2 separate regions of the Homo sapiens genome follow, and region 1 is linked to region 2. The links are chromatin loops, found by intact Hi-C in ENCODE. Cell type or tissue: heart left ventricle. All regions are shown on one strand. Each heading gives the region's core, and the rest is flanking DNA. Links, peaks and the distances in the headings are about the cores only. Region 1 has its middle 200 kb from the start of DMAC1. Region 2 has its middle 250 kb from the start of DMAC1.

Evidence for each region. Peaks named below come from ENCODE experiments on the same cell type or tissue, not always from the same donor. Only the 100,000 strongest peaks of a DNase experiment are listed, where the experiment ranks them.
Region 1: a loop joins it to region 2, with 4 times the contacts of the local background. A loop is called at or near these places in 1 of 110 quality-filtered maps.

Annotation. Positions count from the first base shown.
Region 1 is chr9:7,595,532-7,610,804 of GRCh38, reverse strand. It overlaps the pseudogene PPIAP33. Among named protein-coding and RNA genes, the nearest start is that of DMAC1, 200 kb to the left of the region's middle. In heart left ventricle, for the core only: no CTCF peak of the experiment used is centred there; no DNase peak of the experiment used is centred there.
Region 2 is chr9:7,540,949-7,556,221 of GRCh38, reverse strand. It overlaps the pseudogene PPIAP33. Among named protein-coding and RNA genes, the nearest start is that of DMAC1, 250 kb to the left of the region's middle. RefSeq lists an enhancer at 6,671-7,266. In heart left ventricle, for the core only: no CTCF peak of the experiment used is centred there; a DNase peak (open chromatin) is centred at 6,811.

The DNA of each region.
Region 1 (15,273 bases), core at 4,486-6,985, 56 kb before region 2:
GCTTAGGTGATGTGTGCACCAAAATCTCACAAATCACCACTAAAGAGCTTACTCATGTAACCAAAAACTGCCTGTTCCCCAATAACCTATGGAAATTTAAAAATTGTGGTTGTAAATATAAATGGATATCAATCAATCAATCACATTATTTGTGTGTTCTTCTGCAGCTATATCTACTGCTTCAGTGCAGGAGGAAATAGGTTGTTTTCTTACCCTGAGCTAGCTCAATTTTTTCCAAGGAACATAACACTGCTCACATTAAAGTACGTCTCAATGGAAATTTATGGGGAAGTACAGATGTATCTTATGTGATAAGTGAACCAGGAGTAGAAGGTCAGGACTTAAGTAACTATCTCCATCTCTTCAAGACCGTTTGATCCTCATGTATGATTTTTGCATTATATATATTCTTTTCTCTCTGTGCCAACCGGATTTTTGTTCTTTTTTGTATAATTGGCAGAAAGTGATTGTCCCTGCCCAGGATAAGCTTCCAGCTCCAAAGCCCAGCAGTACCAATTCCAGATTTCTAAAAAGAAAAACCAGATTAGCTTAGCTTGGGACAGAATTTTGGAGAGCAAAGGTTAAGGAGAAAAGTTTCACAGAGCAGATAAATTAATTGATCTGAATTCCTCAACAAGAGTAATTTGGTATGATTCTGAATATTTATGGTCAATCCAAAATATTTAGCACTGCAGAAATAGAATACTGAAGTAAATTTATATTTCATAGAATTTCATATAATTAGATAATTGAGTTTTAGCAGGGAGAGGGCTACTAAAATAGTGATTTCCGCTTTCCCCTGAATCCCAATGGCCTTCTAATATTGCAGCCTTCGTAGAGCACCATATCTTTAGGATTTCCTCCAACACCAAAACCCATCTCAAGGAACTCCTGGAGAAAATGGTCCACAGAGCATGAGTAATCTCAGTAAGAAATGCCCTAAGGACTTTTGTAGTGTGCTTTATGATCTCAGTACTTATATATCCTGCTCAGACCTAATTCAGAGGGTTGCTGCATCCAGCAATCAGTCTCCAATAAGAAAAACAATCCAGAAGATGGGCTGAGGCAGCCGGGTGTGGTGGCTCACGCCTGTAATCCCAGCTCTCAGGGAGGCAAGAGGCGGGAGGACAGCTTGAGCCCAGAAGTGGAAGACCTGCCTGGGCAATATAGCGAGACCCCATTCTCCAGAAAAAGGAAAAAAAAAAAAAAGACAAAAAAAAAAAAATAAGCGTAACTCCCCTCAGAAGACGGGCTGAGGCATCCAGGACTTACAATGGCGTTTCTGAATGAACAGTAAATTTAAACTGGGAGAACACGTGCAGTTCATTTAGATTAATAGCAATGGAACAGCATTGTGTGTTTAGGAAGAATTTTCTTAAAAATGCAAAGAATTTTTGTTTGCTCAATATCATGTTTTTTATTGCAAATATTATGAGTACTAATAATACAAGAACTTTCGTCCAGTACTGTGAGAGTGGCAGAAGGACTTTTAGCAAGTGTGATACAGATTTATGAAGTAACAATACTGATTCTCTAAGGCATGTAAGAATAAACAAGGGAGATACCTTAGGGTCTCCAAAAATGTGAGATGGAGATGGTTATTGGATCCCAATACACTAAAAGAAGTATCTGTTTATACTACCTTTTATAAATGCAGATGTATCAGTATACTGTTTTTCAATTAAAAAAAAAAGATGATTCCTCAAGATACACTTGAAAACCAGACCATATGTGCTCTGAAAAGACTAATATATCATCTTGGCTATAAACAGATCCCAAACTGTGTCTGCCCAGCATCTTTGCTATTATTGAAGACAAGCAGGGTAAACCAGCTCCACAGTCTGCCCCAAGAAATAACTTCCAGTTAGAAAATATTCACTCACCAGCCCTTTCCCCGCCTTAAGACAAAGCTGGTAAAACTATTAGGTATCAAAGTTCTCAGGAAAAGTGGTCTGAAATATGTAAAGCACAATTCCAAAGTAATCTTAATATTATTTAGACAGATATGGCCAGCAACCTTATTTGGATTAGAGGCAGAAGGAATTAGACCTGTAAGGTGGTAGAGATGAGGAGGACCTAACCCAGAACTGGTAATGGTTGTCTCAAAAGGTACATCCCTTGGAAGGCAGCCAAGGCCTTGAGATGGGGAAAAAAAAAATGGAGAGGCTTCCAAGAACACTCCATCACAGTGGTAACTGAGGAATGTGTTGAAACATTAAATGCATGTCCCAGTCTTCTCTAAGATCAGGAGAAAAGTGAAGCAATAGTATAAACATTTGTTAGGATGACTTAAGTGAGCCGATAGATGATAAATGAATATAGGCAAGCCTTATGATGATCTCAAGTATGTATAGAAATAAAACCTCAAAGGATTTTAGCATTATAAAGCTGAATCAGTGACCACAAACCAAAGTATTGTTATTCTTGTGTGATGGTCCAACCATGTTCTGGGCCACCTCCATACATGTGAATTTAATCACCATTCATTGTCAAGTTGAGGAAGACCTTTTGTAATACTGGGTTAAAGGCAGGGAATTTCAAGGTACTGAAAATTGTTTCAATAGGCACTAAACTCTGAACAGGCAGGAAGGCCATTATAGTGATGATAATGATAAAACTCAGGGCTGTAGACACATACTAATGGACCTCTCCTGATGAAAGAGCCACATTTCGTATGCATGAAGGAGATGAACATCTAACTTTGTAATTGGCCTACATTTCAGGGATGGGGAAAGTATTTAAATGATTTCTGGTCATGAGATAATTTGACAGAAAAGAGGGAATGGAGATATCTATTTCCCAGTTTAGATTTTTTTTTTGGCAAGTTCATTTTTCTCAGTCCATAAGGGAAAACTATCCCTCTCTAGCCCCCAGTCACATCCTGACTTGATGTCCACGCTATCCGACTGCCTCATTCTTTAGGGGGAAAGTTATGAACCCAGCATAATCAATGACTTTACCTTGAGAAAAGCCAGCATGCAGTTGGATGGATTATTTTTTCCCCTCCCCACCCATGTGTTCTGTAAGAATTCCACCACCAGAACTGTGAATCATTTCCTACAAGTCTTAGGAGATATGGTCTGCAGTACTTTAATTCCTCTTCATTGTATTGCTTATTTCACAGCCTCTTGATGAGACGTTGGTTAAGCTCATCTCATTCTCCAATTCCAAAGGAAAGAGGTTAGAAAAGGATGACAGGTTACATCATTCACCACTGATTTCTCAAATTAATACAAGGTGAAGCCAAGTCAGTGGTAATGAGTGTTCCTTTCCAACCAGAAACTATTTCATTCCTGCATTCAGCAAGCATTTGCTCACTGTGATGTGAACACTATTATTTGATACTTCATTGGTTTCCCCTGCCAAGTCACTTTTTATCGCCATTTTTGGATTTGGATGTATTTCCTATCCTATTTGTTGAAGAATTTCTTTACTAGAAGTAACTGGGTAAAATATGCAACAGAGCTGTGGCAGCTGTAGCCCACTACCCTCTTCCAAGGGACAGCATTCAAACTCCAATTCAATGATTCCTAAGTGACCACAAAGAGGCTCTGTCACTGCCCCACAGAGTCCTAACTTTTCTTTGCCTCCACGCAAGCCTACACACACGCATGACCACATACACACTACTCAGAGCACTTTATGTCCATTTTCTAATTCACCCCTCCCCATAGCTAGGCACCATTTTTATCGTCTTTATAGAAGAAACAATAAACCAATGTGCCACACCCAGGATCACATGGCTAGCAGGTGGCAGAGCTGGATTTAAGCCATTATTTTTAGCTGTTTTTAACCAGCACACTCTCCTAATTGTCTCTTTAAAATCTTTTCCTCAGCCTCTTATTTTGTGAATGAAAGACTTGGGTACAGAAAAGTGAAACCAACTTTCACAAGAGCCCAAGGCTTCTTGAATCCCAGGCTGGATCTTTCTCTCTGATTTAGTATTGCTTTCCTCATGTTTGCTCAACCACTGAGGTTCTTGGAAAAGATGTATGTTGTTACCACAGCATTCCAGTGTATTCTACTGAAGACAGTTGCAGTGTAATTAAATAGAATGTCTATAATAATAAAAGCCATCTCTTTTCATGCACTATCCAGCCCACTTGCAATACAGAAAGGGTTTGATCCCAGGAAAAAAAAACATATGCAACTGTGTGATTCATGTCAAGGAAGGCCCGGCCAGTTTTTCTGATGGTCTTGGAGGAAGAAAGCATTTCCATTTCTTCCTCCTAAATAGCCTCTGAAATAGAAGTGCTGTTTTTCTTGAGTAAGACAAGGTACATTTTTTGAGGCCAATGGCCACATCTGAATGATATTGAACAGGACGCTGGAAATCATTGATGTAGTCAACCAGCCAAATGGCCCCATAGGCAGCATAGTATTTTCTGAGAGGTGCAGAGAGAGACATTGGTCATTTTCCTGCAATCAGGAGAGCACTTTCAGAGTTGACCTCCGCGTGTGTTTGTGTATGTGTGTGTGTGTCTGTCTGTCTGTCTTCGTGCAGGCACAGTCCAGGAGAAAAGGGGGTATAAAGAGAAAGAGGACAAGAACCATCTGAGGCAAAGAAGTCATCTCTGCCATGTGTTTGCCTTCAGGGAATACAGAGTTTGTGGTTCTCTCAGCATTTTCGTCTAGAATTTTATTTTGGTGTATAAAATTCTATAAATAAATGGATGGAGTGGGGTATGTGAGGGCAGGAGACAAGAATTGTCTTGGAGAGATAGAAATGTTTATATTACAGAAGCAATGACCTGTTTCACACATTTTGCTGATTTTTGTTTAAAAAGTGTATTTGTAATAAACACATTACTTCTACAGGTCATGCCAACTATTTTCCTGTACTAAACCACATTTTTTTCTGTGCTAACACCACACACTGACACACGCACATACACACGACATTCAAAACCCTTTATAAGACAACTGATCCTATCATGCCACTCCTGTAACACATGCCCCAAGCATCCTATATTCCAGCAAGACAAAACTTCTCACTGTTCCCTGAATGCCAAGGTTTTGGCCTTTCCTCTGCTCATGCCATTTTGGGCACTTTGGATGTCCTTTCCCTTTTTGAGGCTAGAAAATCCTACCCGTATTTCAAAGCCCAACTTAAGTACCACTTCTCTATGAATGCTTCCCCCGACCCCCATCTCCCTTGTGCTTTACCTCATTCCATATTTCCTCACAGATACAAGCATATGGCCCTGACAGATAAACTATGGCTGGCTGTACATGTCTGCCTCTCCATGCTACTGCAGCTCCATCCCTATTCTGCATATTTAAAATTCCTACAGAGCAAAGGCTGTGTATACATTCTTGTAACCTACTTCATTCACCCCCACTTATTTCTTGATACCTAATAAATAGGAAGTCTTTCAAGCAGACTTGTTGAATGATTGATTGGACTGATTGATTTGTATTAATAAATTTACATATTTACTCCCTAGCTATAACAATGAAAATATATTGAACTAATCCAATCCCCTGCCTGAAAGCAGTTATGGCGATGCTTCCTTTCACTTCCTCTCTTCTATGATAATGAGTGAAATCAAATGAAACACAACCATTTAAAACCTCCATCCTTAAGTTCAGCATCTATGCTGGTTGTTTTTTATTTGCCCCTATAAATCCATCTCTGCCCTTTTCTACCCTGCTCTGTACTCTAGAGGACTAAACTTTAGGAATTGCATCATCTAGGCTGTTTTGCCCTATAGCTTTTGGCTAATGGGTTCAGCTAATGGGAAACACTGCCAGGGCAGGGGAAAAAAGAGAGGTCAGAGCATTTATTTCCCTCCCTAACTGCTGGAATATAGCTGGGCAGTGGCGGCATTTCCTTATGTGGGCCCACAGCTCTTATAGGTAGCCTCTCTTACTTGTTGTTTTAGTTTTCTGTTGCTACTGAAACAAATTAGCACAAACTTGGTGGCTTAAAACAATATAAATGTATTATCTTACAGTTCTGTAGGTCAGATGTCTGACAGAAGTCTTGATGGACTGAAATCAAACTGTTGGCAAGGCTGCACTCTGAACTGGAGGCTCTTGAGAATTCTGCTTTACCATTCTCAGCTTGTTGGGTCTGCCCATGTTCCTTGGCTCATGGCCCCTTTCTTCCATCTTCAAAGCCAACAACGTTGCCTCTCTCTGGCCTTTCTTTCTTCATCACATCTCTGGCCATAGCAGGGAAACGTTCTTTTCCTTTAATGACTTAAGTGATTAAATTAGGCCCATCTGCATAATTCAGGATAATGTCCTTATCTGAAAGTCCTCAACCTTAATCACATGTGCAAAGTCTCTTTTGCCATGTAAGGCAGCATATTCACAGACCCTGAGGATTACGGCACAGACATCTTCAAGGAGCCATTCTTCTGTCTATCACACTTGGGTTTAGCTTACTGTTCCCTTTATTTGCCTAGACGTGTCAATGGCTTCTTGACGTTGTTAATCCCTGGGGCCTCGTTATTCTGTGTTGGTTCCCTTACGATACCCTCAGCTTTACACACAGTTTCTTCATTAAATTCTCTTCAGTCAGCCCTCTGAGCATGCTGTATGATTCCTGCAAGGACCCAAACTGAACCCACAATGCTCAATCACCCACCACAGATAAAACTGTGTAGCTGGAGTCCTACTGGAATCCCAGCAGGCAATATTAGGTTTTCTGCTACAAGGTCACTGATGATCCCCTTAGAGAAACCAGCTGTCTGGATAAACTGGGACCAGTTTCACCCACCACTTACTTTCCTTGTCATAACTGTGTAGGTGAAGAGTTGAAATGGGTTTTTGTACCTGGGAAATATGAAGAGGTGGCTCACTCAGCAAAGCTAATAGCTGGGCAGCTTCATTACTTTGGGGACCATTTAAAGACCAACTAGCTCCTCCTGCACAACCAGAAGAAAAAAATATTCAAATTTCTGCTGAAAAATCAATAAAGTCAGGGCCCTGAAATGTCTGAGAGCAAAGCAAGTAAGGTTCACTCCAAAGCATGCTTCATCCCCAAAGACTCTCTCCTCAGCTTTCCATCTCAGCACAATTAACTTCAAGGATTAAGAGCATCTACTTTGGCAGGAAATAAACCTGGGTTTAAATCCCAGCTCTGTGGCTTGGATAAATTATTTAACATCTCCAAGCCTCAGTCTTCTTATCTGTAAAATGGAGATAGTGTCTACAGGATTGCTGAAAGATTGAATAGGCTACATAGATATTCACATTGTGTCTAATAAGAATACATTACATTACATACATAAAAATATATTTTTACAATTAACTAGTAGTGTTAAATCCTGCCAATTCTTTAAGGCCAACTTCAAACCCTCACCTCTAAGAATTCTTCCTAGATCCCTCCAAACTTCAGAGATCTTCCTTTCCTTTAAATTCTTACAATCCTTGCAGATATTGCAGTAGACAATTTGGCAGCTATTTACAGTAACGACCATAGTCTCCTTCAGAGTGAGAACTGTGTCTTCGCTGGCATCTCCTTTTGTGCCTAACCTAATGGTGGGCATAGAATAGACGCTCAGGAACTATTTTTCAATTCATGACCTTCCAGATGGATTGCCATTATGAAGGGTATATTTTCTCAACTTTTATTCCAGCTTTTCCTGGCTCTATTTGCCATTCTGAAGTCAGAGGAGAAAGTAATACAGCGTCCAACTGTACAAGAAAACATAGAACCTTCCTCTTCTTTTAAACTTAGAGAGGTGTCTTCACAGTTTTCCAAGCCATGGAGGGTGTTCCTAATTTTACATGTTCTGCTCTAATAGACCATTTTTCAAGACATGTGCTATAATTCTGACTTCAGGAAAAATGACATCTTCTATACTCCTTATATTAATCAAGGTAGTCTACATTACGCTAAAGGAACAAATTATCCCAAATCTCAATCACTTAAAAGCTGAGATAATGTAACAAAAGTTTATTTCTCTTTAGTGAAACAACCTGCTGAAGGTTCAGGGAAACCGTCTCCACACAGCCCCTCATCAATCCAGGCTGATGCAAGATTCTCCATCCTCAAGCTGCACTATCTAGAACATGCCATCTCTTCAGTTGTAAACAGTGCAAGAAGACAACACTGGAGATTCTTGCACTAACAATTAAGTCCTAGGTCCAAATGTGACACACATCACTTCGGCTTAACAACCCCTTGGTCAGAACAAGAGTCACATGTCCCTGCTTAATGGCAAAGGGCATGGAAAATTGGTATCGTTGCACTGGCCTGGAAAGAGAGGAGAACCAGACTGAGGGGAGCATTGGAAGTCTTTACTACACTTCTTAAAACACTTGTTCAACTCTAGCTTGTATGACAATCTTCTCTCCTCCTGGACTGCAGACTCTTTGAGGGCAGAGATCCTAACCAATTCATCTCTAGTTCCACTCCCCTCTCCCTCAATGCCTCACTAGCAAAATCTCTAGCACACTATCCAAGTGTATTTATCAAGTACATTTTTTAAATTTACCAAATAGTTATTGAATGCTTCCCACGTGCCTGGCACTGTTCTAGGTGATGAATATATGGCCCTGAACAAAATGTACACCTATCTCCAAGCTCATAAAACTTAGATTTTAGTGTGAAAGGAAAACAAACCGAAGAAGTAGACAAAATGTATGATTAGGTGGCTGTTGATAAGTGCTATGGAGAAAAATAAAGCAAGGAAAGGGGTTACTAAATATGTATGTGGCAGAGGTTTGGGCAGATAATGACTGTGTGGAGCCAAACAGGGAGGAGAGTTGACCAGGGAGAACTGTGCTTCTTTTGGTGACATAAACAAGGAGAAAGGGTATAATAAGGTGAGTTTTCATGGTCTCAAGAAAGATGGCAATGGTGAGGCTGTGAGTATCGGGTGTGAAAAGAGGAAGAGATCGGAGTCTTGCCAGCTCATGAAGAGTTTGGGAGTTCCCTTTCCACTCCTGCAAATACTAATAAGGAGGCCAGGAAACAGTTGGCTTTTCTGATTGTCTTTTTGGCTTACAGAGAGAGGTATGGAGTCTAACAAGAGGGCATTTTAACAGGAGCTTGTGGGTGAATTTAAATGATTTTTTTCTGTCATACATTTTCAGGCACTTTTTAAAATTTCTTTTTTTCACTTAAATTAAAAATTCTAATAACATCTGTAGAGTTCATTAAAATGTCTCTTTTTAAGGCTATTAGCTGTTTCTCCGTGTTCTCTCTTCACCCTAGTGTGAAATTTCTGCCTTATGATTTGTTGGAGAAAAGACTTAAAAATCTGTGAATTAAAGACCTCTTTGAAGAATGCTCCTACTGTTTTGGTGTTTCTTTCATTTTTCTTTCATGCTTTAAAACTCTTTACCCCACCCAGATAATCATATGGACTATGGTACTTATGAATGCCACATTGATATGTGTTATTAACACATAGATAGTGTTAATTCAACTATCTATGGCATGTGGGTAATCTTTGTTAAGCTCCTAATAACTATAAATGTTTCATTAAAAGAATGGATCTTCAGAACTTCCAATCTTTTTTATTAACATCTATACTGCTTAAATCTTCCTCACAACGAGAGGGATAGAGTAGGAAGGCAGGTGGCTTAAGCCCTGTCTGAGCTCTATTATTGAAGTTTCTTGAATGTTCTGGAACTCACTTTCCTCTTCTGAAAGGTTAAGTTGGTGACTTTTACTCTGATTGGTAAATCATTATTATAATCAGTTTTATAGTAATTATATTTTTATTACTCTTTACAGGCATTGTACTAGACATATGAATTACTTTTTTATTGCGGTCAAAAACACATAACATAAAAGTTACCAACTTAATGATTTTTAAGTGCACAATACAGTAGTATTAATATAAACACATTGTATAACAGAACTCTGGAACTTTTTCATCCTGCAAAATTGAAACTATATATCCATTAAGCAACTCCCATTTACCTCTTGCCCCAACCCCTGGCAACCACCATTTTACTTTATGTTTCTAAGAGTTTGACTATTTTAGATACTTCATATATGTGGAATTATGTAGTGTTTGTCTTTTGTGACTGGCTTATTTCAATTACCATAATTTGTTCAAGGGTGATCCATGTAGAAGCATGTGACATTATTTCCTTCTTTTTGTGAGACTGAAAATATTTCATTATATGTATATGATACATTTTCTTTATTCATCTGTTGATGAACATTTAGGTTGTTTCCATCTCTTGGCTATTGTGAATAGTGCTGCCATGAACACCAATGTGCAAGTATCTCTTGGAGATCCTTTTTCAAATATTTTAGATACCCAGAAGTGATATTGCTGGATCACATATTATTTCTAACTTTTAAAATAACCTCCACAGTTTCCTATAGTAGCTACACCATTTTATATTCCCACCAACAGTGTACAAGTGTTCTAATTTCTCCACATTCTCACTACCACTTGTTATTTTTTGTTTTAGTGATGGCAGCCATTCTAACAGGTGTGAAGCAATATCTCATTGTGGTTTTAATTTGCATTTCCCTAATTATTACTGATGTTGGGTATCTTTCAACACACTTATTGACCATTTTTATATTTTATTTGGAGAAGTGCTTGCCCAATTCCTTTTTTTTTTTAACTGGATTGTTTCTATTTTTGTTAAGATATAGGAGTCCTTTATATATTCTGGATAATACCCCCCCATCAGACTTATGGTTTGCAAGTATTTCCTCCCATGCTTTTTCACTCACTTGTTTGCTTCCTTTGCTGTGCAGAAGTTGTTCCATTTGCTGTAGTCCCATTTGTCTATTTTCACTTTTGTTGTCTGTGCTGTTGGCGTCATAGCCAAGAAATCATTGCCAAATTCAATAGCTCAAACTTTTCCCCCATGTTCTCTTCTAGAAGTCTTATAGCTTCAGTTCTCATTTTTAGATCTTTAATCCACTTTGAATTCATTTTTGTATATAGTGTAAGATAAGGGCCCAGTTTCATTTATCTGCCTGTAAACATCCAGTCGTTCCAGCACCATTTTTTGAAGAGACTACCCTTTCCCCATTGTGTAGCCTTGACACTTTTATTGAGGATCATTTGATCGTGTACATGAGGATTTATTTCAGGGCTCTCTACGCTGTTCCATTGGCCTTTATGTGTCTTAATGTCATTATCATGCTGTTTTAAATATTGCAGATTTTAAATGTTTTGAAATCAGAAAGTGTGAGGCATCCAGGTTTTTCTATCTCAAGATTGTTTTGACTATTTGGGGCCTTTAGTAATCCCAGATTAATTTTTGAAATTTTTTGCAATTTCTGCAAAAAAAAAAAAAAAAAACGCTGTTGAGATTTTAATAGGGATTGTATTGAATCTATAGATCACTTTGGGTAGTATAAACATTTTAACAACATGAATTCTTTCCAAGCAGGAACACAAAATATCTTGCCATTTATTTGTCTTTTTCCAACTTATCAATATTTCAGTTTTGGATGTAAATTTTTCAGTTTGGTTAAGATTATTTTTAGGTATTTTAATTTTTTGATGCTATTTTAAATGTAATTTTTAAAAAAATTTCCTTTTAGATTGTTCATTGTTAGTTTATAGAACTTTAACTGTTTTTTTTGTGTTAAATTTTAATTCTGCAACTTTGCTAAATTTATTACTTCTGACAGGTTTTGTGTGAAATGTGTGTAATACCTTTAGGGTTTTCTACATACAAGATCACGTTGTCTACAAACAAAGAACATTTTGCTGCTTCTTTTCCTATTGGGTGCTTTTATTTCTTTTTCTTGCCGTACTGTTCTGAATAGGATTTTGAGTATTATGTTGAGTAGAAGTGGTGAGAACAGGGATCCTTACTTTGTTCCTGCTTTTGAGAAAATGGTTTTAGCTTTTTGCCATTTTGAGTATGATGCTAGCGGTGGGCCTTTTACCTACGGCATCTATTAAGTTGAAGTAAAATATTTCTATTCTTAGTTTGTTGTTATCATAAAAGAATATTAAATTTTGTCACGATTTTCTGTATTAATCTGTTAATGTAATGTATTACATTGATGAATTTTCATGTTCAAACTAAATCCCACTTAGTCATAATATATAATCCTTTTAATATATTGTTGGATTTCATTTGCTAATGTTTTGTTGAAGATTTTTATGTCAACGTTCATCAGGGATATTGGCCTGCAGTAGTTTTCTTTCTCATATCTTTTTCTGACTTTGGCATCAGGGTGGTGCTGCTCTTATAGAATGAGTTTGAAAATGTTCCCTCCTTTTCAATATTTTGGAAGAGTTTAAGAAGAATTGGTGGTAGTTCTTTTTTTGTTGTTATTTAGTTTTTATTTCATAATCATAAACTTAACTCTGCAATCCAGCTAGGCATGGAAGGGAACAAGGAAAACATGGAACCCAAAGGGAACTGCAGCGAGAGCACAAACATTCTAGGATATTGAGAGCAAATGGGGTGGAGGGGTGCTCTCCTGAGCTACAGAAGGAATGGTCTGTTGGTTAAGATAAAACACAAGTCAAACTTACTAGAGTTGTCTGCAGTCAGCAATGCTGATCTTCTTGCTGGTCTTGCCACTCCTGGACCAAAGCGCTCCATGGCCTCCACAATATTCATGCCTACTTTCACCTTGCTGAAGACCACATGCTTGCCATCCAACCACTCAGTCTTGGCAGTGCAGATGAAAAAACTGGGAACCGTTTGTGTTGGGTTCAGCATTTGCCATGGGCAAGATGCCAGGACCTGTATGCTTTAGGATGAAGTTCTCATCATCAAATTTCTCCCCATAGATTGACTTGCTGCCAGTGCCATTATGATGTGTGAAGTCACCACCCTGACACATAAAACCTGGAATAATTTTGTGAAAGCAGGAACCCTTATAAGCAAATCCTTTCTCTCCAGTGCTCAGAGCATGAAAGTTTCCTGCTGTCTTTGGAAACTTGTCTGCAAACAGCTCCAAGGAGACGCGGTCCAAGGGCCCGCCATCCACGGCGATGTCGAAGAACACGGCGGGGTTGACGATGGCTGATACTACAGGGCACCCGATAGCAGAGGCGTCTGCAAAGCTGGTGGTAGTTCTTTAAAAGTCTAATAGGATTCTCCAGTGATGTCATTCAGTCATGGGCATTTACTTTGTTTTTCTGGATTCTTGATGTGTGTTTTTTTGGTTTTAAATTTCAACTTTTATTTTAGACACAGGGGTACATTGGCAGGTTTGTTACATAGAAATTTTGCATGATGCTGAGATTAGGGGTCTGATTCCCATCACCCAGACAGTGAGCATAGTACCTAATAGGTGTGGTTTTTTTTTTTTTTAACACACGACCCCTTCTCCCTCCTCCCTGTAGTAGCCTGCTTTCTCTATTATTCCTATATCATGTTTATGTGTGCTCAATGATTAGCTCAATTGTAAGTGAAAACATGTGGTATTTGTGGTATTTGGTTTTCTGTTTCTGTGTTACTTTGCTTAGAATTATAGCCTCCAGCTGCATCCATGTTTGTGCAAAGGACATGATTTCATTCTTCTTCTTCTTTTTTTTTTTTTTTTTTTTTTTTTGAGATGGAGTCTTGCTCTGTCACCCAGGCTGGAGTGCAGTGATGTGATCTCAGCTCACTGCAACCTCTGCCTCCTGGGTTCAGGCGATTCTCCTGCCTCAGCCTCCTGAGTAGCTGGGATTACAGGCGCGCACCACTACGCCAGGCTAATTTTTGTATTTTTAGTAGAACCGGAGTTTTACCATGTTGCAGGCTGGTCTCGGACTCCTGACCTCGTAATCCACCCACCTTGGACTCCCAAGGTGCTAGGATTACAGACATGAGCCACTGCGCCCAGCTAATTTTTGTATTTTTAGTAGAGACGGGGTTTCACCATGTTGGCCAGGCTGGCCTTGAACTCCTGACCTCGTAATCTGCCCGCCTTGGCCTCCCAAAGTGCTGGAACTACAGGTGTGAGCCAGCATGCCCCACGTGATTTCGTTCTTTTTTATGACTGTGTAGTATTCCATGGTGTATATGTACCACATTTTCTTTATTTAATCTACCATTGATGGGCACCTTGGTAGATTCCACATATTTGCTACTGTGGATAGCACAGCAATGAACATAAGAGCATTTGTGTGTCCTTTGGCAGAATAATTTATTTTGCTTTGAGTATATACCCAGTAATGGGATTACTGGGATGAATGGTAGCTCTGTTTTAAGTTCTTTGAGAAATCTTAAGACTGCTTTCCACAGTGATTTAACTAATTTACATTCCTACCAACAGTGTGTAAGTGTTCCCTTTTCTCCACAGCCTTTCCAGCATCTGTTGTTTTTCTTGACTTTTTAATAAAAGCCATTTTGACTGGTGTGAGATGGTATCTCCTTGTGGTTTTGATTTTTGCATCTCTGTGATGATTAGTGATGCTGAGCACTTTTTCATGTTTGTTGGCTGCCACTTGTATGTCTTCTTTTGAGAAGTGTTCATGTCCTTTGCCATTTTTGATGGGGTTGTTTTATTCTTGTTGATTTAAGTTCCTTATAGATGCTGTATATTAGGCCTTTGTCAGATCTATAGTTTGTGAATATCTTCTCCCATTTTGTGGTTATCTGCTTACTCTGTTGATACTTTCTTTTGCTGAGCAGAAATTCTTCAGTATAATTAGGTCCCACTTGTCTATTTTTGTTGCAATTGCTTTTGGGGACTTAGCCAAAAATTATTTCTCAAGGCTGATGTGGAGAACAACAATTCCTTGGTTGTCCTCTAGGATTTTTATAGTTTGAGGTCTTACATTTAAATCCTGATCTATTTTGAGTTAATCTTTTAATATAGTGAAAGGTAGGGATCCAGCTTCAATCTTCTTCATATGGCTAGCCAGTTATCCCAGCAACATTTATTGAATAGGAAGTGCTTTCCCCATTGCTTGCTTTTGTCAGCCTTGTAAAAGATCAGATGATTGTAGGTGTGTGGCTTTATTTCTGAGTTTTCTATTCTGTTCCAATGGTCCATGTGTCTATTTTTGTACAAGTACCATGCTGTTTTGATTACTGTAGCCTTATCGTATGGCTTGAAGTTGGGTAGTATGATTCCACCAGCTTTGCTCTTTTGGCTTAGGATTGCTTTGGCCATTTGGTCTCTTTTTTTCTGTTTTATATGAATTTTAGAATCGTTTTTTCTAATTCCGTGAAGACATTGGGAGTTTGATAGGTATAGCACTGAATCTGTAAATTGCTTTGGGCAGTATGGCCATTTTTACAATCTTGATTCTTCCAATCCATCAGTATGTAATGTTTTTCCATTTATCTGTGTCATCTCTGAAATTTTTCAACAGTAATGTTGTGTAGTTCTCCTTGTAAAGATCTGCTCGGTTAGTTGTACTCCTAGGTATTTCA
Region 2 (15,273 bases), core at 5,595-8,094:
AGGGACAAGAGAAGAAGCTTGATATTAGGTATCAAGATACCACACCTACCGTGGAAGGCATGAAGCTGTCATAATCTGAAGAAAGCCATGACTCTCCACAGAAAAAAAAAAAGTACATGCTAAATATATATAAGTTTGCATATGTTTTCATGGTATGTACAGATGTCCCAAAAGCCACAGTGAACCCTAAGGACACTTACACTAGAGCAGAGTTTCTGAACCTTGACATAATTGACATTGGAGGTTATCTAATTCTTTGCTGTGGGAAGCAATTCTATGCATTGCAAGATGTTTAGCCACATCCTTACCCTCTTCCCACTACATGCCAGAAGTACCCTCCCACTTCAGTTTTTACAGCCAAAAATGTTTTGCAAACATGGCCAAGTGTCCCATTGAGGGGCGGCGGGTAAAAAAAGACCAAAACAACCAAACAAAAAGTCCTTAAGTCTGGCCGGGCTCTGTGGCTCAAGCCTGTAATCCCAGTACTTTGGGAGGCCAAGGCGGGTGGATCACCCAAGGTCAGGAGTTCAAGACCAGCCTGGTCAATATGGTGAAACCCCATCTCTACTAAAAATACAAAAAAAAATTAGCCAGGCGTGGTGATGTGCAACTGTAATCCCAGCTACTCAGGAGGCTGTGGCAAGAGAATCACTTGAACCTGGGAGGTGGAGGTTGCAGTGAGCCGAAATTGCGCCACTGCACTCCAGCCTAGGTGACAGAGCAAGACTCGGGGCGGGGGGCGGGGGTGGGGGGTGGCCAGGGGAAGCAAGCCCTTTAGTTTTATTTATCTGTAAAGGATCAATATGAACATAAAACTTTGTGAAGAGAAAGACTTGATCGACAGAGTCATGCATACAAACATCATGAACTACGATAGGTAAAACTGTTGAAGAAATATGTACATAACAAGAGCATGGACAAGAGCAGCTTCAAAAATGGATTCAGAAAGGGGATTTAATATTGTAATTAAACCAACAGAACCTGGAATTTAGACTCAGAAGACCTGTGTGGTGGTTAATTTTATGTATCAACTTAGCTGAGCCGTAGGATACCCAGATATTTAGCCAAACAGAATTGTGGGTTTGTCTGTCAGGATGTTTCTGAATGAGATTACCTTATGAATCAGTAGACTCAATAAAGCAGATTGCTCTTTCTAATGTGAATGGGCCTCATCCAATCAACTAAAGACCAAAAGAGAACAAAACGGTTTTGTCAGAGGAAATTCCCACTGCCTGGCTATTGTGCTAGGACATTGGTTTTTTCTGGACTTTAGAACTTGGACTAAAACATGGGCTTTTCCTGGATCTCAAGCCTGCTGGAACTTACATCATCAGCTCTCCTGGTTCTTAGGCCTTTGGATTCAGACAAGAACTAAACATTGGCCCTCCTGGGTCTTCAGCTTGCCAATTGCAAATCCTGACCCTTGTCAGTCTCTACAACAATGTGACCCAATTTCTTTTTTGTTTGTTTTTTGTTTTTAAGTTCCGGGATACATGTGCAGAACATGTAGATTTTTTACAAAGGCATACGTGTACCTTTGTGGTTTGCTGCACCTATTAACCCATCCTCTAAGTTCTTTCCCCTTGTCCCTCCACCCTCTAACATGCCTGGGTGTGTGTTGTTCCCCTCCCTGTGTCCATATGTTCTCATTGTTCATATCCCACTTATGAGTGAGAACATTCAGTGTTTGATTTTCTGTTCCTGTGTTACTTTGCTGAGGACGATGGCTTCCAGCTTCATCCATGTCCCTGCAAAAAACATGATCTCATTCCTTTTTATGGCTGCATAGTATTTCACGGTGTATATGTACCACATTTTCTTTATCCAGTCTATCATTAATGGGCATTTGGATTGGTTCCATGTCTTTGCTATTGTAAATAGTGCTGCCATAGACATACATGTGCATGTGTCTTTATAAAGATTTATATTCCTTTGGGTATGTACCCAGTAATGGAATTGCTGGGTCAAATGGTATTTCTGGTTCTAGATCTTTGAGGAATCGCCATACTGTTTTTCACAATCGTTGAACTAGTTTACATTCCCACCAATGGGGTAAAAGCGTTCCTATTTCTCCACAGCCTTGCCAACATCTATTAGTTTCTTGACTTTTTAAAAATTGCCATTCTGACTGGCGTGACATGGTATCTTATTGTGGTTTTTCTCTGCATTTCTCTAATAATCCATTATATTGAGCTTTTTTTCACGTTTTTTGGCCGGGTTGTTTTTCTCTTGTAAATTTAAGTCCCTTGTAGACTCTGGATATTAGACCTTTGTCAGATGGGTAGATTGCAAAATTTTCTCATTCTGTAGGTTGCCTGTTCATTCTAATGATAGTATCTTTTGCTGTACAGAAGCTCTTTAGTTTAGTTAGATCCCATTTATCAACTTTTGCGTTTGTTGCAATTGCTTTTGGTGGTTTTGTCATGAAATCTTTGCCCATGCCTATGTCCTGAATTGTATTGTCTAGGTTTTCTTCTAGGGTTTTTATGGTTTGGGGTTTTACATTTAAGTCTTTAATCCATCTTGAGTTAATAATATTTGTATAAGGTATAAGGAAGGGGTCCAATTTCAGTTTTGTGCATATGGCTAGCCAGTTTTCCCAGCACCATTTATTAAATAGGAGATCCTTTCCCCATTGCTCATTGTTGTCAGGTTTGCTGAAGATCAGATGGTTGTAGATGTGTGGCGTTGTTTCTGAGGTCTCTGTCCTGTTCCATTGGTCTATATGTCTTTTTTGGTACCAGTATCATGCTGGGCATGCTGCTTTGCTTGCTGTAGCCTTGTAGCATAGTTTGAAGTCAGAGAGAGTGATGCCCCCAGCTTTGTTTTTTGTTTGTTTTGTCTTTTGCTTAAAATTGTCTTGGCTATACAGTGTCTTCTGTGATTCCATATGAAATTTAAAGTAGTTTTTGCTAATTCTGTGAAGAATGTCAGTGGTAGTTTGATGGGAGTAGCAGCGAATCTTTACACTATTTTGGGCAATATGGCCATTTTCACGATATTGATTCTTCCTATCCATGAGGATGCAATTTTTTTCCATTTGTTTGTGTTCTATCTTATTTCCTTGAGCAGTGGTTTGTAGTCCTTCTTGAAGAGGTCCTCCACTTCCCTTGATAACTGTATTCCTAGGTATTTTATTCTTTGTAGCAATTGTGAATGGGAGTTTATTCATGATTTGGCTCTCTGCTTGTCTGTTGTCCGTGTAAAGGAATGCTTGTGATTTTTGCACATTGATTCTGTATCCTGAAACTTTGCTGAAGTTGCTTATCAGCTTAAGAAGTTTTGGGGCTGAGATGTTGGGGTTTTCTAAATACAAAGTCATGTCATCTGCAAATAGAGATAATTTGACTTCCTCTCTTCCCATTTGAATACCTTTTTTTCTTTCTCTTGCCTAATTGTCCTGGCCAGAACCTCCAGGTTGAACCACTATGTTGAATAGGAGTGGTGAAAGAGGGCATCCTTGTCTTGTACTGGTTTTCAAAGGGAATGCTTCCAGCTTTTGCCCATTGTGGGTTTGTCATAAATAGCTCTTGTTATTTTGAGATATGTTCCATCAATACCTAGTTTACTGAGAGTTTTTAACATGAAAAGATTTTGAATTTTATCAAAGGCCTTTACGGCATCTATTGAGATAATCATGTGGTTTTTGTCTTCGGTTCTGTTTATATGATGTATTACGTTTACTGATTTGCTATGTTGAACCAGCCTTGCATCCAGGAATGAAGCTGACTTGATCATGGGAGATAAGTTTTTCGATGTGCTGCTGGATTTGGTTTGCCAGTATTTTATTGAGGATTTTCACATCAATGTCCATCAGGGATATTGGCCCCAAAATTTTTTTTTTTGTCTGTGCCCATTTTTGGTATCAGGATGATGATGGTTTCATAAAATGAGTTAGAAAGGAGTCCCTCATTTTCAATTGTTTTGAATAGTTTCAGGAGGAATGGTACTAGCTCCTCTTTGTATTTCTGGTAGAATTTGGCTGTGAATCTGTCTGGTCCTGGGCTTTTTTTGGTTGGTAGGCTATTAATTACTGCCTCAATTTCAGAACTTGTTGTTGGTCTCTTCAGGGATTCGACTTCTTCCTGATTTAGTCTTGGGAGGGTGTGTGCGTCCAGGAATTTATTCATTTCTTCTAGATTTTCTAGTTTATTTGCATAGAAGTATTTATAGTGTTCTCTGATGATAGTTTGTATTTCTGTGGGGTCAGTTGTGATATCCCCTTTATCATTTTTTATTGTTTCTATTTGATTCTTTTATTAGTCTAGCTGGTGGTCCGTTTCGTTAATTTTTTTCAATAAACTGGCTCTTGGATTCATTGATTTTTTTGGAGAGTTTTTTGTGTCTCTATCTCCTTCAATTCTGTTCTTATCTGAGTTATTTCTAATCTTCTGCCAGCTTTTGCATTAGTTTGCTCTTGCCTTTCTAGCTCTTTTAATTGTGATGTTAGGGTGTCAGTTTAAGATCTCTCTAGTTTCTGATGTGGGTATTTTAGTGCTGTAAATTTCCCTCTTAACACTGCTTTAGCTCTGTCCCAGAGATTCTGGTACATTGTCTCTTTGTTCTCATTGGTTTCAAATAACTTACTGATTTCTGCCTTAATTTCATTATTTACCATGGAATCATTCAGGAGCAAGTTGTTCAATTTCCATGTAATTGTGTGGTTTGAGTTAGTTTCTTAATCCTGAGTTCTAATTTGATTGCACTGTGGTCTGAGAGACTGTCATGATTTCAGTTTTTTGCATCTGCTGAGGAGTGTTTTAAATCCAATTATGTGGTCGATTTTAGAATAAGTGCCATGTGGCACTGAGAAGAATGTATATTTTGGTGATTTGGGGTAGAGAGTTCTGTAGCTGTCTACCAAGTCTACCTGATCCAAAGCTGAGTTCAAGTCCTGAATATCCTTGTTAATTTTTTGTCTCATTGATCTAATATTGACATTGGGGTGTTAAAGTCTCCCACTATTACTGTGTGGGAGTCTAAGTCTCTGTGTATGTCTCTAAGAACTTGTTTTATGAATCCGCGTGCTCCTATACTGGGTGCGTATACATTTAGGATAGTTAGTTCTTGTTGAATTGATCCCTTTACCATTACGTAAGCCCTTCTTTGTCTTTTTTGATCTTTGTTCATTTAAATTCCATTTTGTCAGAGACTAGGATTGCAACCCTGTTTTTTTTGTTTTGTTTTGTTTTTGTTTTTGTTTTTCGCTTTCTGCTGAGAGGTCCACTGTTCGTCTGATGGGCTTCCCATTGTAGGTGACTTGGCCTTTCTTTCTGACTGCCCTTAACATTTTTTCCTTCATTTCGACCTTGGAGAATCTGATGATTATGTGTCTTGTGGTTGATCCTCTCGTGAAGTATCTTAGCAGTGTTTTCTGTATTTCCCGAATTTGAATGTTGGCCTGTCTTGCTAGGTTGAGGAAGTTCTCCTGAAGTGCGTTTTCCAGCTTCTTTTCATTCTCCTCATCTCCTTCAGGTACTCCAGTCAATTACAGGTTCGGTCTTTTTATGAAGTCCCGTATTTCTTGGAGGCTTTGTTCATTTCTTTTATTCTTTTTCCTCTAATCTTGTCTGCATGCCTTAATTCAGCAAGGTAGTCTTCAAACTCTGATATCCTTTCTTCTGCTTGGTGGATTTGGCTATTGATACTTGTGTATACTTCACAAAGTTCTCGTGCTGTGTTTTTCAGCTCCATCAGGTCATTTATGTTCCTCTCCAAACTGGTTATTCTAGTTAGCAGCTCCTCTAACCTTTATCAAGGTCTTAGGTTCTTTGCATTGGGTTAGAACATGCTCCTTTAGCTCAGGAGAGTATTTTATTACCCACCTTCTGAAGCCTACTTCTGTCAATTCATTCATCTCATCCTCCATCCAGTTCTGTGTCCTTGCTGGAGAGGCTTTGCAATCATTTGGAGGGGAAGAGGCACTCTGGCCTTTTGGGTTTTCAGCGTTTTTTCATTGACTCGTTCTCATCTTGAGTTTGTCTCATTTCAATCATTGAAGCTGCTGACCCTTGGATGGAGTTTTGTGGGGACTTTTTTTATTGTTGATGCTATTGTTGTCACTTTGTTTTTCTTTCAATGCGTCAGGTCCCTCTTCTGTAAGGCTGCCATGGTTTGCAGGGGGTTCCCTCCTGTGCCTGGAGATGTCACTTCAGGAGGCTGGAGAACAAGAAAGATGGGTGCCTGCTTCTTCTTTTGGGATCTCTGAATTTGAGGGGCACCAAACTGATGCCAGTAGGATCGCTCCTGTATAGGGTGTCTCACAACCCCCGTTGGAGGGTCTCACCCAGTTGGGTGGCACAGAAAAGAGGACCCATTTAACAAAGCACTTTGATGACACCTTGGTGGAGGGGGTGTGCTTTGCTGGGGGGAAACCCACTCATCTGGGCTGCCTGGATTCCTCAGAACTACCAGGAAGAAAGGGTAAGTCTGCTGGTCCGCAGAGACTGCGGCCACCCCTCTCACTAGGGGCTCAGGCTCAGGAAGATCTGGGTTGGGTCCCTGAGTCTCTGGCTGAAGTTGTTGGAGTTCCTGCAGGGAAACCCCACCCAGTGAGAAAGGATGGATCAGGGTCAGGCCTGAAGAGATGTTCTGCCTGCAGTCTGCCACAGCCCGTGTGTTTGAATGGTGGGGGACACCTCTAGGGGCCAAGACGTCCAGCCTCCCTGGCTCCAGCAGGGGAAAAGCACAGCCTGGAGCTATGGAGATGGATGCCACCCTTCCCCCAGCCAGGGAGCTGTGTTAGGCAGTTAAGAGTCCCAGAGCTGGCTGCTGTCCCTCCCTCAAGGAGCTCAAAAGGCTTAGACAGCAGGCAGCCACAGCTGTGGTGCTGGTCACCCCTCCCCCCAGGAGCTCAGCAGGCTTAAGCAGGAAGCTGAGAGGCTGTTGAGAATCTGCTCAGCTCCAGGGTTGAAACCCTAGGCCCTGGTGATGTGGGTTCGTGAGTGGGATCTTCTGATTCATGGGTTGCACAGTTCCATGGAAAAAGCACCGTTTCCCAGGCTGGGTAGCACATTCACTCACCGCCTCCCTTGGCTGGGGAGTGGGGGCTTCCCTGCCCTGTGTGGCTCTCAGGTGGGCTGTCACACCACACTGCTCTTCCTTCCTCTCCATGGATCGTGCCAGCCACCTCGCCAATTTCTTGTACTAAATCTCTTTCTATACATATACTTTCTATTGGTCCTGTTTCTCTGGAGAACCCTAATACAGTTCGATTTAAGTGTTAGTTCTATTGCCCAATCTGTGAACTTGGACAAGTCAGTTTAACTCTCTGAGCCTCTGTTTTCTCACCTATAAAATGGAGATTATGGAAACACTTATGTCACAAGATTACTGTTTGATTGAGGCAAGGTGGACTGAGTAGCTCTCTTTACCTGTATTTTACAAGAACTATGTGTCTTTTAAGGCATTTCCTCCTTCCTACCACAGCCACCCTGAGTCACTGGGAACAAGTATCTACAGATGTACCTGTGCCCCTATCTCAAAAAATGGAACCAGGTGCACTCTACTCCACTTGGTGAAGGTTCTTCCTTCTGATCCATTTGAAAATCATATGAAGGTTGTTTCCGTATCATTGGCATGATTCTTAAGGATGAATTTAGAAGAGTTAAACATTCAAACTTTAGCAAGTTTTTATCTTTTGGAATTTTTGTTTTGTTTTGTTTTTGAATTTGAAACATTAAAGAAAACAATTATTGGGGATCAAAAAAATCTTATTTCCCTGCCAAACCATATGCATCGAAATTGTTTCTATCAATGGAAACAGTCCAAGAATTTGAAAAACAAATCCCAGTGAAAACACGCAAAATTAAGTTGGCAATTTCTTCTTTTTGATTTTTTTAAAAAAGAAACCATAAACTAGAAGACATAGAGTTTTCTTTTTTAAACGAATTTCTCATCTTCCAGCAGGAGCCATTCTTTTCACAAATCAATGCTTACTGCTAAAAAGAGAAAGCTTAATGGATGAACATTGTGGTAAAAGTGAAGGCCCCTCCGAACACATTTTAAAAGGAAATTACAATTCAGTAAATTCTCCTTCCCCTCTTGTTCTGTTTGTATTTCCATTCTGTGCTGTTGCTAATTCGAAAAGCCAGATTTTCACTCCACTCCTCATTCTGTTCAACTTTACAACCTGGATAAGCCTTTCTGACACAAAAGACTTTATGTTGTGGGACAAGAGGTTCTGGATCCTGGATTTAAAGTCTAATTTGGAGCCTTCCTGTGTCAAATTCATTCACCTCTGCAAATACATTGTAATAAAATAGTGACGGTCTGATTAATCTACAACCGTTCAAATGTATCTGGAGAAGCAAGTGCTTTTCCCTTAGGCTCAGATTGGCATAAGGGCACAAATATTGCCCTAAAGCAGTAATAAAGATCCTTTCCTATTAAAATGAACAAGTCAACAAAAATATCCCTGTGTCTCAAAGAAAATATCCCTCTAGAAGATGTTTATCAAAAGTTATTCACAGAATTATACGGTCATCCCTCTGTATCTGCAGGGGATTTGTTCCAGGACACACTGCCCTCATAGCAAAATCTGTAGATGTTCAAGTCTCTGATTTAAATCGTACAGTATTTGCATATAACCTATGCACATCCTCCTGTATACTTTAAACCATCTCAAGATTACTTATAATACCTAATACAATGTAAATACTATGTAAATTGTTGTAATACTATATTTATTGTTATATATATTTATGTATATATATATGTAATATATATATTGTTTTATATTTTCAATCCATTGTTAGTTGAATCTGTGGATATGGAACCCAAAGATATGTAAGGTCATCTGTACTAACTACTATAATCAATTTCACTAATGTGAAATCATAAAATTTACAAAGATTGTTTAGAACAGTATGCTCAACCTGTGTTATCCATGGCATTATTACTTAATAAATGTGCAAATAATAATAGGTGCTGGTATTAATTACCTTTGAAAAATGCTAATCCCCTCTTAAAGTGTCATATATTACATAGTATATTAAACGAACTGAGAAATTCTTCGGTAAAGAAATTTAATCTTATTCTCCAAGATTCTTCTAGACTTACTTGACTACAGACCTCTTTTTTTCATAAAAATATGTCTTAACAGATGTGAGATTAGAAATCTTTGCAGAGCAGTTTGAAAAATGTTGGTTGAGGATCTCAACCTACTATATCACTCACCTCACCCTGGCACATATATGTGCGTGCACACACACACATACACATATCAGTATCATAATTGCTCCTTTTAGAGGCACTCACTTTTCTCTAATACAGCTCTCCAAAACTAGCTTCCTCTCACCATCAAAACATGTTTATCTTCTGTATACATTCCTAGGATCCTGCTTTCTGCTAACAGGCAACTTATGTGATCAGCTATTTGAAAATTTGAAGGTAAAAATGAGAGCTCTGGAATGAGAATACCTAGATTTAAATTAGGGTTTCATAATTTATGAACAGTATGATCTTGGGCAAGTTACTTGACCTCACTAAGCTTTAACTTTCTGCTCTATACATTAAGCATGATAATGGTGCTTATTTCATTAAGTCACTGTGATGTTTAAATGAGATGATTCCTACAGAAATGTGTCTGACACAAAGTGTTCAAAAACATTTTAAAGAAACAAATATATACATGAATTATAACAATTAATCTCATGTGGGGCATTTTTCCTTCTGCTTTATAAATGTTTCCTTTAGATAAGGTTGTTGTGTAAATCCTTCAAGGGAAGCCTGTGAGCCTTGATAACAAGACCACACCAGACAAACTATTTGGTCCCAACTGCCCAACTCCATCTCATGCCTCCCTCCCTCTGGCTGTCTGTGCCAGTCTCAATGAACCTCTTTCAGTTCTTGAAACAGGGCTATACTTTGTCTTTTGCACATGCTGTTCCCTCTGCCTGAAACACTCTTCCTCACTGCTGCCTTGCTTTGACGTAATCAGGCTTTTGGCTGAAATGATATTTCCTCTAAGAAGTTTTCTTGATACCACCTCCCCACCAGACTAGTATAGTTACCCCATGTGCTTCCCCTATAATAATATTCATCACACTTGATTGTAACTTTATCTGCCTCCTCAGCTTTAGGGACTGACTCTGTGTTTTTCTCTCTCTCTTCTCCTCTCCCCCCAGCCCCCGCCACAATTTATCACAGAACAGAACATACTGGTGGTTTTATGAATACCTAGCTGGTACAGGAATCCTTACTCAACCCTCCAATCCCATCCTCCATTTTGCACATACCACAAATGTATGTCTTCCACACATAAGTCTTACGCAACCCTAACAGGGGAAGCCCTTATGATGTCTGAGGAAAACTTTTTTCATGCGCCAGGTAAAAGGGAGCTTAGAATCTGATATATTATAAATTAACTTAAAGAAAATAAGGAAGCGTGACTTTATTACAAAGTAAATTCTGCCACAAAGGTAATAGGATTTCCATTTTGAGGATGCAGCTTAGAGAAGTAAAGCAACTTCCCATAATCGCACAACTAGTAAATGACAGAACTGGAATCTAAATCTTGGACTTTCTAACTCTTAAGCAAGCTCCCTTCAATTTTCACAACACCATCCTGTCTGCTTTAGATACCATGCCAATCAAAAATAGGATACCCAGAAAAATGTTCTGAATATAGACATCCCAAGACATATGGGGTGCAGCAGTGCCAGCAGACCAATGCCAAGCAGCATCCATAGATAAGAGAGATTAGCACTGCATGCAAGCAGAAGTCTCCTCCAGGCTGAGTTCTTAGCAGGCACAGGAATTCTGTGTTCCATAGTGCCCTTTCAGCATGACAACTTGGAAGGATGGGAAAAGCCCAGACTTTGAATCAATCTTCAATTTTAATCATTGCTCTGCTACTTTAACGTTGTGTGATTGTGGCCTGGTCACTTGCCCTTTCTGAACCTCAATATTTTAATCTATAAAGTAGTCATAATTCTACCTATTTGTCAAGGATAATGTGAGAATCCAGTAACAACCTGTGTAAAACTGCCTAACACAGCTCTGGAGCCCGTCGGATACTCCCTCTGTTCCCTTCTCTTTGACCAGTGGTTTCTGATAAGAGAAAGCTGTCTTCTTGAGCAAAAACTACCTTTCCCTATGGATAATCTCCCTGTTCACTGATGCCACCATAAGGACTAGCTCTGGGTGTTGGTATCTTGGCCCTGGGAAGAGGTGGGGAGGTTGACAGAGGAAGTCAGTGGATCCCTTTTCCAAGTTGGCCCTGGACCCATGGACCAGAGATAACAAGGAGTTCTGTGCAAAGAGAACACATTGGAAGCCCGTGTGCTCTGATGTGGGAGAAAGCTGGGTCATGCTATTTGAAGTGGCCTCCAGATTGTGAAACTCAACCCTGCTCATCCTCCCCACAAACATCCTGGTGGCTGTGTGGTAATGGACAGCTATCATTATAGCATTTATCCATCTCTGGCCTCAGACCTCCCAAGGCCATCTGAAAACCAAACTCCTAGCAAGGATCAAATGGAAAGGACAATAAGTTTGAGCCCAGAAGTTGGAAATGGGAGGCTTGGTAGAAACCCAAAAAAAAAGGAACAATCAGGAGCTACTCTCATTTAATGCTCTTTCTACTGAAGGAGTATCTTTGTCACTGCAGTTCTCCAGGGCAATCTAATGAAGTCTCTGTAAAAGAATCTGGTTCCACGCATAGGCTGCCTATTGATTTCATCAGTAGTTCTTTAAAGGGTTCAATTAAGGGTAAGAAGGAAAGCAAAGCAAAGTTGTGTCTAAAGAGTGGGAAAACCCAGATCCAAAAAATGTGAAGCTGGAATTTTTCAGCCCTTCTAAAATGTGATAAGGATCAGAGTGTAAGAGAGGCAATCAATTATGTCATTAGGACAGGTCACAAAAGGGAGAAAGAGAAGAAACACAGAAAATTATTGACAAGTGCATGAAGACAGTGCCTAACAAAGATGGTGCTTTCTCAGTCCTCCAGGAAAATAATACATCTTTTCTCCTCAATATTCATATCTTCCTCATTTTAAAAAAATTATAGCCAGCCAATTCCTATTGACTGTCATTATTCTTTTATTTAATCAAAATGTGTGCTTGGATATTAGTTTTAGACCCTGTGCTAGACAGGTGGAAAAAAAGGTGAACAAAAATAAACACAGTCTTGCTCTCAGAAGATTCAAAATTTAATTGGAAAGATAGACATTAATCAAATAATCACTTCCATTAATGTTTGATTACAAACTGATACATAAGTGTTCAGGAGGAAGAGAACTTGGTGATATGAGAGGGAAATTGACCTACACTGGATAGGGGCACCATTGAAAGCTTCCCTAAGTAAGTTATTCATGAGTTGATGTCAAAAATATGAATAATAAAGCAAAAGTGTACCAAAATAGGAATGAATAAGGAAGATACTGGGTGATGCACCAAATTACAGGAAGACCGGAGGGAGGAATAAACTCAGAAAATGTCAGGAATCAAGAGAAGCTGGCAGCAGAAACTCTCCTGGACTTGCTCCCAAGCACATAGCCACTCCTGCTCCATGATGTGGCTGCTGAGGTCAGTAATTAAGTCCCATTGTCCCTTTGGCTTTTTGTCACTAAGTCAAGATACAAAGCCTGGAGTGGAAACTCCCAGCTGTACAAACCTAGGTCAGGTGCCCAAGAGATAGGCTTCCCTCCTTTTGAGTCACATAATAGGATTTCCCAAAACCAGGAAGAGGAGTGGAACACTGGATGACAAAAAGAAAAAGAAAAAGAAAACCTCTACCATGGGAGAGAGGGGGAGAAAGGCATGGCAGAGAGTGAGAACTGCATGCACAGTAGCCCTTGCCTAAGTGTAGAGACACACTAAGAGAGATAGAGATAGAAGAGGCTGAAATCCAGGCAGAGTCATACTGATTCAGTTCTTGCAAAGCTCTTAAGATTTGGATCTTTACCTTGAGGCAATAAGAAATCATTGATGACTTTATCAGCAGAAGGAAAGCATATTCAACTGCATTTTGGAAAGATAATTCAGAATACAGGAGAGAGAACAGACAGTGAGGGCACAAGAGCAAATGGGGAGCAGTCCACATTTGTAGATACCGTGATGCGTAGATAGTAGACACCGTGATGTGTATCCCAGGTCCCCACTTCAGGACTGAGGCACATCTCCCCAGCTACAGAACTGTTGGTTGCTGACAACTCACAGTTAAATCCCTTTTTGAGACTAGCCCTTGGCGTAAGGAAGCTGCCACAGGGAGGCTATGTCCCTCCCTGGAGACAGCTGGCATCAGATGACTAATCAGCATTGCTACAAAGGCTTTATTTGAGGTGGCTCTAAAGGGCTATCTGAGCTCCAGAGCTCCCTGTGGGATCAGCTGAGGTCTCATGGCAACTGCATCACAGTTTCAGTTCTCCTCCTGCCCGATCCTGCTACCCTCACTCCTCATCATTAGTGACTCCTGAAGCAGTCCTCAGTAATCTTTCTGCATACAAATCTCCATCTCAATGGTTTTTTTCTCAGGAATCTCGACCCGAGACAGCATGACAATCAGAAGACTATAGGAGCCTAGCAATGAAAACAGGGTAGCCTCGACTATGGTAGAAGTAGATACTAGGGAGAGAAGTGTGCTGATTAAACTTTTCAAGGCCCAAGGACCTGAGAATCATATGAGAGAAGAGACCATTTGCAGAGTTAAGGAAAGAAACTCACCCCTTCCTAGATTAGATGTTTCTAACTTCCCTAGTGGTTGAATGGAAGAGAACAGTCATTCCTTCACACACTGGCCCAAACACAATTTCAAACCTTATCCCCATTCTAATAACCACTAATGCTCCTGCTGCAGTCGGCATCTGCCATAGTGTATGATGTGTTGGGAGCTGGCTGCCTCCAGAGCTGAGACTCTTAAGACTGGAGCAGCTGTTACAGGTCTGGCTCTCCTGCCTGATTCTTTGTAGCCATATCACTAAATTTCCAACAGTCAGTTCATTTTATGGCCTTTTCCCCCTTCTCTTTGTAATGCTGCTACCGCCCAGTGCAGAGGCTGCCAAGAGGGTTGATTTCAAACACAGGGCTTTTAAAAGGTGACAGATGAGATGATGTCATGGCATGGAAGGTAAAAAGCCCCCTTCTTCCTCCAGAGTGGTTTAACCAATAAAATTAATTTGCCTGTTTACAATCTAAAATAAAGACAAGATGGTTTAATTTTTCAATAAAAAGTTTTGGCAGGAAGGAAGGGAGTTATTAGCATGCTGATCAGGTTGAGGGGGAAACCAAATGTAGACAGATCATCCTGAAGCCACACTGAAGGGCCTCACCTCTCTCCTTCTGTCTGCTGGTTGCAGAGGGAGCTGCCATGATGCAGCTCTAGCTAAGGGACAAATGGGCAGGCAGCGTAGGTGCTGGCAGGAGCTGGTAGAAGCTGTGGGCATTGCACAGTTGGCCCGCTTGAGCCATTAAGAGAAGTGACCAGTTCAGAACCATTCTCAAAAGACATTCCAGGGCTTAGCAATGACAATCCCCCGTCAGCCTCCCTCTCTGTAGCTGAGGCCCAGCTCTCTTTGCCATTTGTGGCAATCATCAAACAGATGAACTTTGCAAAGCCTCATGAATTCCTGGCAGCTCTTCTGCAGTGCTTCCGTCTCTTGCTCTTTCTCCCCAACTGGCTACAGATGGATCGGCATTTCCTCCATAGCTAGGATGGCAGAACCAAGTTCCAAAGGGGCAATTTCAATATCTCACCTTCTGCTTCCACCTTCCAGCCTCCCCATGACCCACCATTCAAAAGAATGACTATAGCTCTCCACTGGAGGATGACGTTGACATTGAATCTGTATTCAAAGTTGGAGAAACTTGAAAAACTCCAAAGATTTCTAAGGACTTTTGAAAGACTCTGCTTACTCCTAATAGCCCATGTTTTACCAGGGTATACTTAATACTTGCAAGATTATAAGATTCTGTTTTACAAAGTGCTCTTGCATACATTATCACATGTGATACACATATGATTATCCCATTTTCTAGGTAAGCAAACTGATGATCATGGGGAAGGTGAGGAGGATAACAATATTTTTTGAGACTAATTTATGCATTAGAAGCTATGTGGAAGCTCTACCCCATAACTCAGCTAAATCTTCACAATCAGCCCTGAAAGGTAGGAAATTATATCCCATTTACAAATGAGGAGATGGAGACAGAATTTACATGATCACCCAAAATCACGTAACTGGCCTTGGATTTGTAGTCAAGCCAGGTTACCTTCAAATTCTTTCCCTGCACTGGCTGCAGGTTTACTTCATTTTCCTGGCAGATGGATAAATC